Regions from separate parts of the Homo sapiens genome. Here region 1 is linked to region 2. A link is a contact called in ENCODE Hi-C or POLR2A ChIA-PET data. All regions are on one chromosome and are shown on one strand. Each heading gives the region's core, a stretch centred on a gene start or an enhancer-like site at or near the end of the contact. The rest is flanking DNA. Distances are from core to core; before and after follow the strand shown.

Region 1 (4,365 bases), core at 1,443-3,942, 50 kb after region 2:
GGCTAAAGCAAAAGGATCCCTTGAGACCAGGCATTGGAAGCTGCTGTGAGATATGATCACACCACTACATTCCAGCCAAGGTAATACAGCAAGACCCTATCTCTTAAATAATAATAATAATAGACCAGAATTCAGCAGACAAGTCACTATGATATCACACTGTGAAGTGAGCAGTCACAGAAAAAATATAGTGTGTTCCATTATTGCTAGAGTACATATTTTCACATCTTTCAAACACATATGTACTATGGTTTAGATCTTTGGCCCCCCAGACCTCCTGTTATAAATTGATCCCCAGTGTTGGAAGTAGGATCTGATAGGAGGTGCTTGAGTTTTGGGGGAAATCCCTCAAGAATGGCTTGGTATTGTTCTCATGGCAATGAGTGAGTACTTACTCTGCTAATTTCGAGGAGAGCTGGTTGCTGAAAAGAGCCCAACATTTGCCCCCTCTCTTGCTTCCTCTCTCACCATGTGATCTCTGCACACACAAGCTCCCCTTTTCTTTCTGTCATGAGTAGAACCAGCTTGAGACCCCAGTCAGAAGAAAGTATTGGTGCCATGCTTCTTTTACAGTCCATAGAACTGTGAGCTAAATAAATTTCTTTTCTTTATAAATTACCCAGACTCAAGTATTCCTTCCTAGCGATACAAATGAACTAAGACAAAATGCTTCTTAAAATTGATAGTGTCAAAACACTATTGGTCAAAATGCAGACTTTTTGTGGTTGTCCTTATATGAATGCACATGAACCTGTCCTAGAAACCTTCCATTGACACCTTCTTTTAATGTCATCAACACAAAACTTGCAGAGGAGCTGTCAGCAGGTTGGAAAGATAATCTCACAGAGTGTTGCGTAGGAATCTCACAAGAAATGAAATATCACCAAAGCTTCTGGTTAACAGAGAAGATGATAATGAGGAGAAAATCATAAGAAAGATGAATAGTGACTCAGAAGAGGTGCATCTGGATGAGAGAAATTTATCAATATCTTTATTTTTCTATTTTTTGAGACAGAGTCTTGCTCTGTCACCCAAGCTGGAGTGCAGTGGCACAATCTCGGTCCACTGCAACTTCCATCTCCCGGGTTCAAGCAATTCTTCTGCCTCAGTCTCCCAAGTAGCTGGGATTACAGGCACACACTACCACACCGGGCAAATTTTTGTATTTTTAGTAGAGAATTTTTTTTTTTTTTTTTTTTGAGATGGAGTCTCACTCTGTTGCTGAGGCTGGAGTGCAGTGGCACAATCTCGGCTCACTGCAAGCTCCGCCTCCCAGGTTCACGCCATTCTCCTGCCTCAGCCTCCTGAGTAGCTGAGGGGACTACAGGCACCTGCCACCACACCTGGCTAATTTTTTGTATTTTTAGTAGAGATGGGGTTTCACCGTGTTAGCCAGGATGGTCTCGATCTCCTGACCTCAGGATCCTCCCGCCTCGGCCTCCCAAAGTGCTGGGATTACAAGTGTGAGCCACCGCGCCGAGCAGCAATACCTTTTTTAACGTGATTTGCTTATATTTGCATCTCATTGGAGTGATATAAAACAAATATCCACATTTATATATGTCGAAAAGAGTTATTGTCATTAATTGTGAGGTAAAAATTATAAGGTGTAGGAAGTATTTGTACCATATCTTGTCAATGATTTTATTCCTTTACTATGGCGTAAAATAATGATGTATTTTACAATTGATACAAAAAATATATTTAAATTACTTAGAAAACACTGTCAATATTAGCATACTGATGTTGTGATTAGTATAGACCTGATATTTATCTACAGGCATTATGTATCATTAGTTCATTCATTTCTCCCAAAATATCAAAAGGTAGGTTCTATTACCACTCCTAAGTACAAGTTCTGAATTTGAGCTAAAGCCCTGCAAAAAAAGGGCTGTCTCCATAGTCCTTGCTCACATAAACTATGTTAGAAAATGTTTTTCTGTTAAATTGTGAATACATTGTAGGTCTAATTTAATAAATCTTATGCTAGCCTATAGTCATGAAGATATTTTCCTAACATAGGTTGTAAATACTGTATTAAAAGGTATTTATATTTGGGTCTATGATGCACCTGCAATTAATTTTATGTGTAATGTGAAGTTAAAGGTACATTTAACTTCCCCCAATGAACATTAATTTCCTAGAACATTGATTGTAAAAGCCATCTTTCTACTAATAACTGCTCTTATTAATTATTTGCATTTATATTATTTTGTCTGTTTTGAGCTTTCCTTTATTTCATTGGTTCACCTTTCTATCTGTGCAAATATTACATTGTCTTAATTACTAAGAGTCTTCATTTAATACAAGAATTTTCCATCCACAGCCCTTTAGCCTATCTACTGTGGTGTTCTAAAAGGAAGAAAGAGGCTAGTAAATCCTGGATACTTTGCTCCTACACCAATATTCCCAGCTGTACCTTGAAATAAAAGGATTTAGAACTTTAGAACATTGCTGTTGTTGCTTATGTCTCTAATGTTCTCTTGAATCTTGACAATCCCCGAACACTGCTCCCCGCTTTATTTGTTTAGTCCAGTCCCAGTGAAATAAATTAGATGTCAAGGCTCCTCATTATGGTTGCCTGGTTTTTGGAACCTGGGGTACTTTGTACTCCTCCAGCAACAGCCAGAGGTGGCAGAGAGCTGTCAGTCATCCCTGGGTGCCTCCTGCGCAAGCGCAGTTGTCCTCCTGCGCCGACCTCGAATGCGGTCCTCCTGCTGCAGACCACGCCCACCAAGGGCTGGCCGCAGCCACTGTAGCTGAGCTCAGAGCCTTCTGTGTGGTTTGCGGGGGCAAGGTCAGCTGCCCCCTGCCCTCTCTCTGGGGCTATTTGAGGAATGCGGCCTTTTTGCATAAGAAAGGCTTTTCTCTACAGTAACTGTGGTCGCTGATCAATGACACCTTCCTGGTAACATTTCATATTGCTTTTTTGGAGGTGGGGGTGCAGATATCTTTAAAACTTGCATGCGATTGTCTTTCTTTTAATCACATAAACATCATTTAAAACCAATTCATATTTTGTATTGTATATTAATGCCTTTCATTCCTGTATTTTAAAATGCTATCATAATCATTTTTCGAAATACATATTTAATTATTTTCATCTGTTCAATCATCTTTCTTTAGTAATTAAATGAAAATAGCACTTTATTAAGAAAGACAAATGTTACATATTCTCTGTTTTAGTGTTTTCCAGAAATTTGCTATGAAATACGACTGGTTGAAAAGGAGAGGGTCAGAGACTTTCCTGAGAGCCACAGGACAAAATTTACTTACAATCGCAGGCTTAAAGAAGCTATGATAGTTTAAATTACGTGGCTTAGTTTGTTCTTATTGTGGAAGGTGCACAAGGAATTAATTTGTGTAGACAGAACACTGAGAGTCCCATTCTGAATGCAGAGACAGCTACTTTGCTACCGTGCAAATGAGTGTCGTCATATTGTTTGTTTTTCTCCTTACCCAAAAGCTATAGACATTGGCTTGCATATTTGAGTATTTTCACTTTGGTTTTGTAAATGGCTGCTTGACTTGCCTTCCTACAGAAAATCCATAATACAGAGATGTATTATTTTCTTACTCCTTTATGAGTGATTAGTTTGCACTGAAATAAAAATGCCACTCAGGAAATGTCATACATCTTCAAGCAGCATATATTTTAATAGTATCATCTTGTAGAAAGGGAATTACAATCTTTATTTCTTCTATATCAATGAGCAAACTACTTTTTTAATTTTTATATGTTCATTTTTATTGACTTAGTCAATAGTTTACCTACTTTTTAGGTTTTACGTGCTCCATTAATGTCCATTGTTTTAGGCTGAACCTTTGACACTCCTCATATATCGTTTGTATGAGACTAGATGGCAAGTAAAGATAGGATTCCTCACCCTAGGTTAAACACTAACTTCCTCTTGAAGAAACAACTTAGGAGTCCAAAAAGCAGGCTAGGAATTGTTTAGGTTCTGCAATACGAATTGTGCAAATGCCAACAGGATTGAATTGAGAGAAACACATTCTCTAATGAAGGACTCATTCCTGCAGGGTGGATCTATGAGATTCAATAGCAAATGGCTGTTATACAAGTAATGAAATCCTCAATCTTATGGTCTAAAAGCGATTCTGGGGGGCACTTATTTAAGATACATGAGATGTGAAAAAGCAATGGACCAAGAGCATTGATAGTTTATGGATATTTTTATTTCACATTATTGATAGAGCTTTGTTTGCCAGGCAATGCTGCAGTCAGGCACTCGGGGTTTCAATACCCTATACAGAAAATCTCAAGAGCAGACCTTGGTTAATTTTTTTAAGTAACCCTCATCTTCATTCTTTTATTGTATTATGACCTCGCGCCATTGACCTTAA
Region 2 (4,150 bases), core at 734-3,233:
CTAAGCTGTTTCATTTATCTAAATATATATCCCTACACCAAAGCACACTATCTGTACTAATACTGCATTATATTAAATTTTGAAATAGGTAAAGTGAGTACCCTAACATTGTTCCTCCTTTTCTTAATGTGTTTGGCTATTCTACTTTGACTTTCTAATACAAATTTTAGAATCTATTTGTCAATTTCTACAAAAAAAAATAATGGGATGTTGATTGAGGATTTAGTGAATGCATAGATTAAAATGTAAGAATCGCTCTCTTAATATTGACCTTCCAATTCATGAAATTAGTGTATCGCTGTATTTATTTAGATCTTTTAAAACTAATCTCATCAGTGTTTCCTAATTCCCAGAGTACAATTTTTGCCAGATTTATCTCTAAGAATATCATTTTTATATTGCTGTAAATATATTTTAACTTCAATGCTCAATTTTTCATTATCGCTATAAGGGAAGACAGTTGATTTTCACCTATGCATTTTTGCAAACTAAGAAAATCTAGTGACAACCATGTGGTATATATATTGCTACATGTGAGGCATGGACAAATGAACAACAAACATACATTTCTCCTATATCTGAGACATCAGTCAAGCTGATATTCGAACATATAGGCAATAAAAATCAGATTAGAGAGGCTGCATAGTTATGTGGAAATCCACAAAATGCATGTGCATACAACACTAATTTAAATGGTCACTGCAGGTATCCTGCAGGAAGTAATTTAAGATTGAAAACATGAATAAGTAGCTGAAAAACGATGCAAATTTAAGCTGGGAAAGACAAAAGAATGATTAGTATTCATGTAGAAACCATGACATGTATACAAGTCAAAATATTTGAGGCATCACAAGAATAGCAATTTCAGAACACATGAAGGAAGTTACAAATCTATGTCAGGGCTAGATTTTTAAGAAATTATGTGGGGTTGAGGCTCAGCCCCTGCATTGGCAAAGAAAAAGTTATGGGTGATGAAAATAGACAACCTAAAGTCCTGGAAAAGAGTCCACACAAAATTTTAGTATTTTCAAGGTAGAAGCTTCTCTTGACTCAGTTGGACCTCCCTGTGAAAAATACGAAATCAGAAAAGGAACTTTCCACCTAGAAAACGAATTTCAGTACCAAGCATAGGTTGCTTTCACGCCTAAACCCCTCCTTACTTGAATTGCAGAAGTACCTGCTATACTGTAGTTTTTGGGCATGAGGGACCCCTGTGCTCACAGCGCCATCTAGCATCAACAGAAAGGGGGGCTGATGGCAATAGAAAGGGGGGCTGATGGCAGCCTTAATAAATTCAGGAGAGGAAAAAAAAAAACACAAAACAAAACAGATGGCGGCCCAGCATCCAGGAACTGCTGTGTTCATTTGAGTAGGATTTTTCTTATATTCGTTTAAAAACTGAAACATAATTCATAATTGCTGCAGGGGTTAGGGGTGAAATGCAATTGGTAACCATTCCCAGTAAAGACTCAGGGAATCCTGGCCCAAGACCACATTTCCTGTCATTTAACGCAAGGGTTAAAAGGTCGAAGTGAATCCCATTACGCTAACTGATTTCATTTACAAACATGGATGTATAGGAGTGTGTTACTATGCACGGAATCATACTTCGGATGTGAGTGTAAAACGAGTTCAGCTGATTTTGCACTGTCACATTAAACCCGGAACCATGTGTTTCCATATACATCACGCTCCTCTTTGGTAGCACTACAGTTCATAAGATGAATGTAATTTCTTAGATTACAGCCTTAACGGGTTATTACTCTTTCAATGTTTTCTAATGTGATATAGATGTCGGACGTATTCGCTCAAGTATACGTGGCGGGGCCGGGGTCCCGACCGTCTGTCGGAGCGAGCTGTGCCGCAAAGCCCAGCTACTCCGATCTCACAGGGATGGTGGCAGGAAATGCGCCATTGTTCGGCGCAGCGAAACAGCCCGCAGTGCGCTGTAGGAAGGTCACATGACAGAGGGGGAAGACGGTGGCCGGCAGCAGCCGATCCACTGCGCGCCTGCGCGGCTCCGGTGGCGTGAATGTCGCTGGTCTCCCGTCACCGTTTCCGTTTCCGGGCGAGTCTGTTCGGCTTATGGCGTCTGCTAGGAGTCTCCTATCCGGCGTTTGTGCCGCAGAAAACCTTTAACCTGCGTTTTACCCGTAAACATTTTCCTTTTTAGGCTTCCTATCATTGTTTTGGTTCTTGCTCCTGTATTAACTTTGTTTTTGGTTTTTTCTTTTTTTTTTTTTTTCAAGACGGAGTCTCGCTCTGTCGCCCAGGCTGGAGTGCAGTGGTGCGATCTCGGCTCACTGCAAGCTCCGCCTCCCGCGTTCACGCTATTCTCCTACCTCAGCCTCCCGAGTAACTGGGACTACAGGCGCCCGACATCACGCCCGGCTAATTTTTTTAATTTTAATAGAGATGGAGTTTCACCATGTTAGCCAGGATGGTCTCGATCTGCTGACCTCGTGATCCGCTCGCCTCGGCCTCCCAAAGTGCTGGGATTACAGGCGTGAGCCACCGCGCTCGGCCGTATTAACTTTGTTTTAACCTAAGTTTTGTTTCTTTTTCCCATAAAAATACCTTAGTGTTTATGCAACACTGTCTTTTCATAAACGTTGCACAGACCATGATTTTATACCCTTTCTTTTAAATATTAATTTTCATTTCTCTTTTTTCTGCATTCGTCTGAAAAATTGAATTATTTTTCAATAATTTTGAAATTACTGTCATTTTTTAAGGGATACTTCTTTAATCATGTTTGTATTTTCCCTAAGATTCTCGATTGACTCTCTTTTATCTTTTCCAACTAAGCACCTGTTTTACGAGAGGTATTGTGGGGGCTTCAAGGTCAAACTTTCCCCCAATGCCTCTATATCCATTATAAAATACCATTTTTTATTTTAACAAAAAGTTGTACAAGGTTGAAAGAAGTTTCTCAGCTATATGCTTTTCTCTGTATCCTGACTTCCCTTACTTCATCACTCTATCCATCACTTTACAACTGATAATTCAATCCCAAAATTCTTTTACTAATCGGCTTATTAAATTTGTGCCTTCCATTTGAAGAACCGGGGGTTACCCAAGGCCTGATTTTTCCTAGGACACTGGGAGAACACAAGATCTGGTTCCCAGTGCCAGAGAGATGATCACCTAGGAAGAAACAAGTCATAGGTCAGACAAGAGCCACAAGGGCGTCTGCCGTTCTAAACACATTTCCTGTTAGACAGACACTTGGTTATGGGTCAGACAGTTATGGCTTAGGGCATTGGCCACGTAAAAGAAGTATCCCATGAACGGCACACTGTAAACACCCATTTCCAGCTCCCTTTCATCTCCCATTACGGCAGAGTTGATCGCCATTCTGGTACCAGGACCTGGATATAGTTGTAAGTTCCTAGAACCGGAGGTCAGAATTGGCCTTGTACAGTACCTGTAGGAGTCTAAATGAGGGCTACCTACTGGAAGTCAATGAAACAAAGATTTAAGGTGGATCTAAATGGAAATACATATATCTCAAACTGCTATACACATAATAGTCTGATTTTGTACATATGAACTTGAAAGTAAAAGTAATTCATAAATGAATTCGCAATATTTTGAAACTAATTCTGATCTGAATTGGATTTTGAATCAGAAGTCATGGATGTCTTCCACCGTCTGTGCCATGAAGAGAGATGGCAATGAGGCATTCCTTAGTAAATGAGGCTGCACTACTCTGTGATTTCAACCTGTCCTGCTGACACCTTTGTGCATGTTTTGCTGCAGGTGACATTACAGAAGGAAATAGCAGAAGGTTTCAAAACAAGTTCATCCATGTGCAGACAATGAAAACTATGCCATGGCTGCAAGAAGGCTAACAGAATTGTAACATTTGACAGAAAATAATACAAAAAAGTGAAATATGATAAGTAAGAAGGATATGGAAATATTTATTAAGGGAGCCATATTAGTAGAGCTACATCTTACAGAACAAGAACATCTTCCTTGATCAAAGGGGCAAAACTTTCCAGGAGAGAAAAGGAGCATATGAGGTAGAAATAGCGTGATCCATAAGAGGGTCTCTACAATGGCTTGAGAATGGGGAGACAAGAAGAGTCAGGGAGACAGCAGGGTTTACACCTGTTCTGAGAACAGAAAGGAGCAAAAAAAAAAT

What was found. Hi-C counts contacts between places; a loop is a spot of excess contacts on that map. ChIA-PET counts read pairs that join two places held with the same protein, here RNA polymerase II (POLR2A). Pooled maps may share reads with other maps.
Region 1: a pooled map shows a loop between it and region 2 (3-fold over the local background). The contact joins the promoter of SNHG14 here to the enhancer-like site in region 2. A Hi-C loop is called at or near these places in 2 of 50 pooled maps. POLR2A ChIA-PET finds 5 or more read pairs at or near these places in 3 of 52 experiments (BJ, H1 and WTC11).

The regions. Positions count from the first base shown.
Region 1 is chr15:24,820,916-24,825,280 of GRCh38, forward strand. SNHG14 (small nucleolar RNA host gene 14) reads left to right here and starts at 2,693. Exons shown (of 148, transcript NR_146177.1): 1 at 2,693-2,908. It also overlaps a transcript of SNRPN not described here.
Region 2 is chr15:24,771,233-24,775,382 of GRCh38, forward strand. No RefSeq gene overlaps it. Among named protein-coding and RNA genes, the nearest start is that of SNHG14, 50 kb to the right of the region's middle. RefSeq lists enhancers at 1,039-1,935, 1,787-1,956, 1,850-2,144, 1,936-2,831. Within about 2 kb of position 1,984, at least 14 of the 41 ENCODE cell types and tissues checked have a DNase peak (open chromatin) inside an H3K27ac peak, as active enhancers do.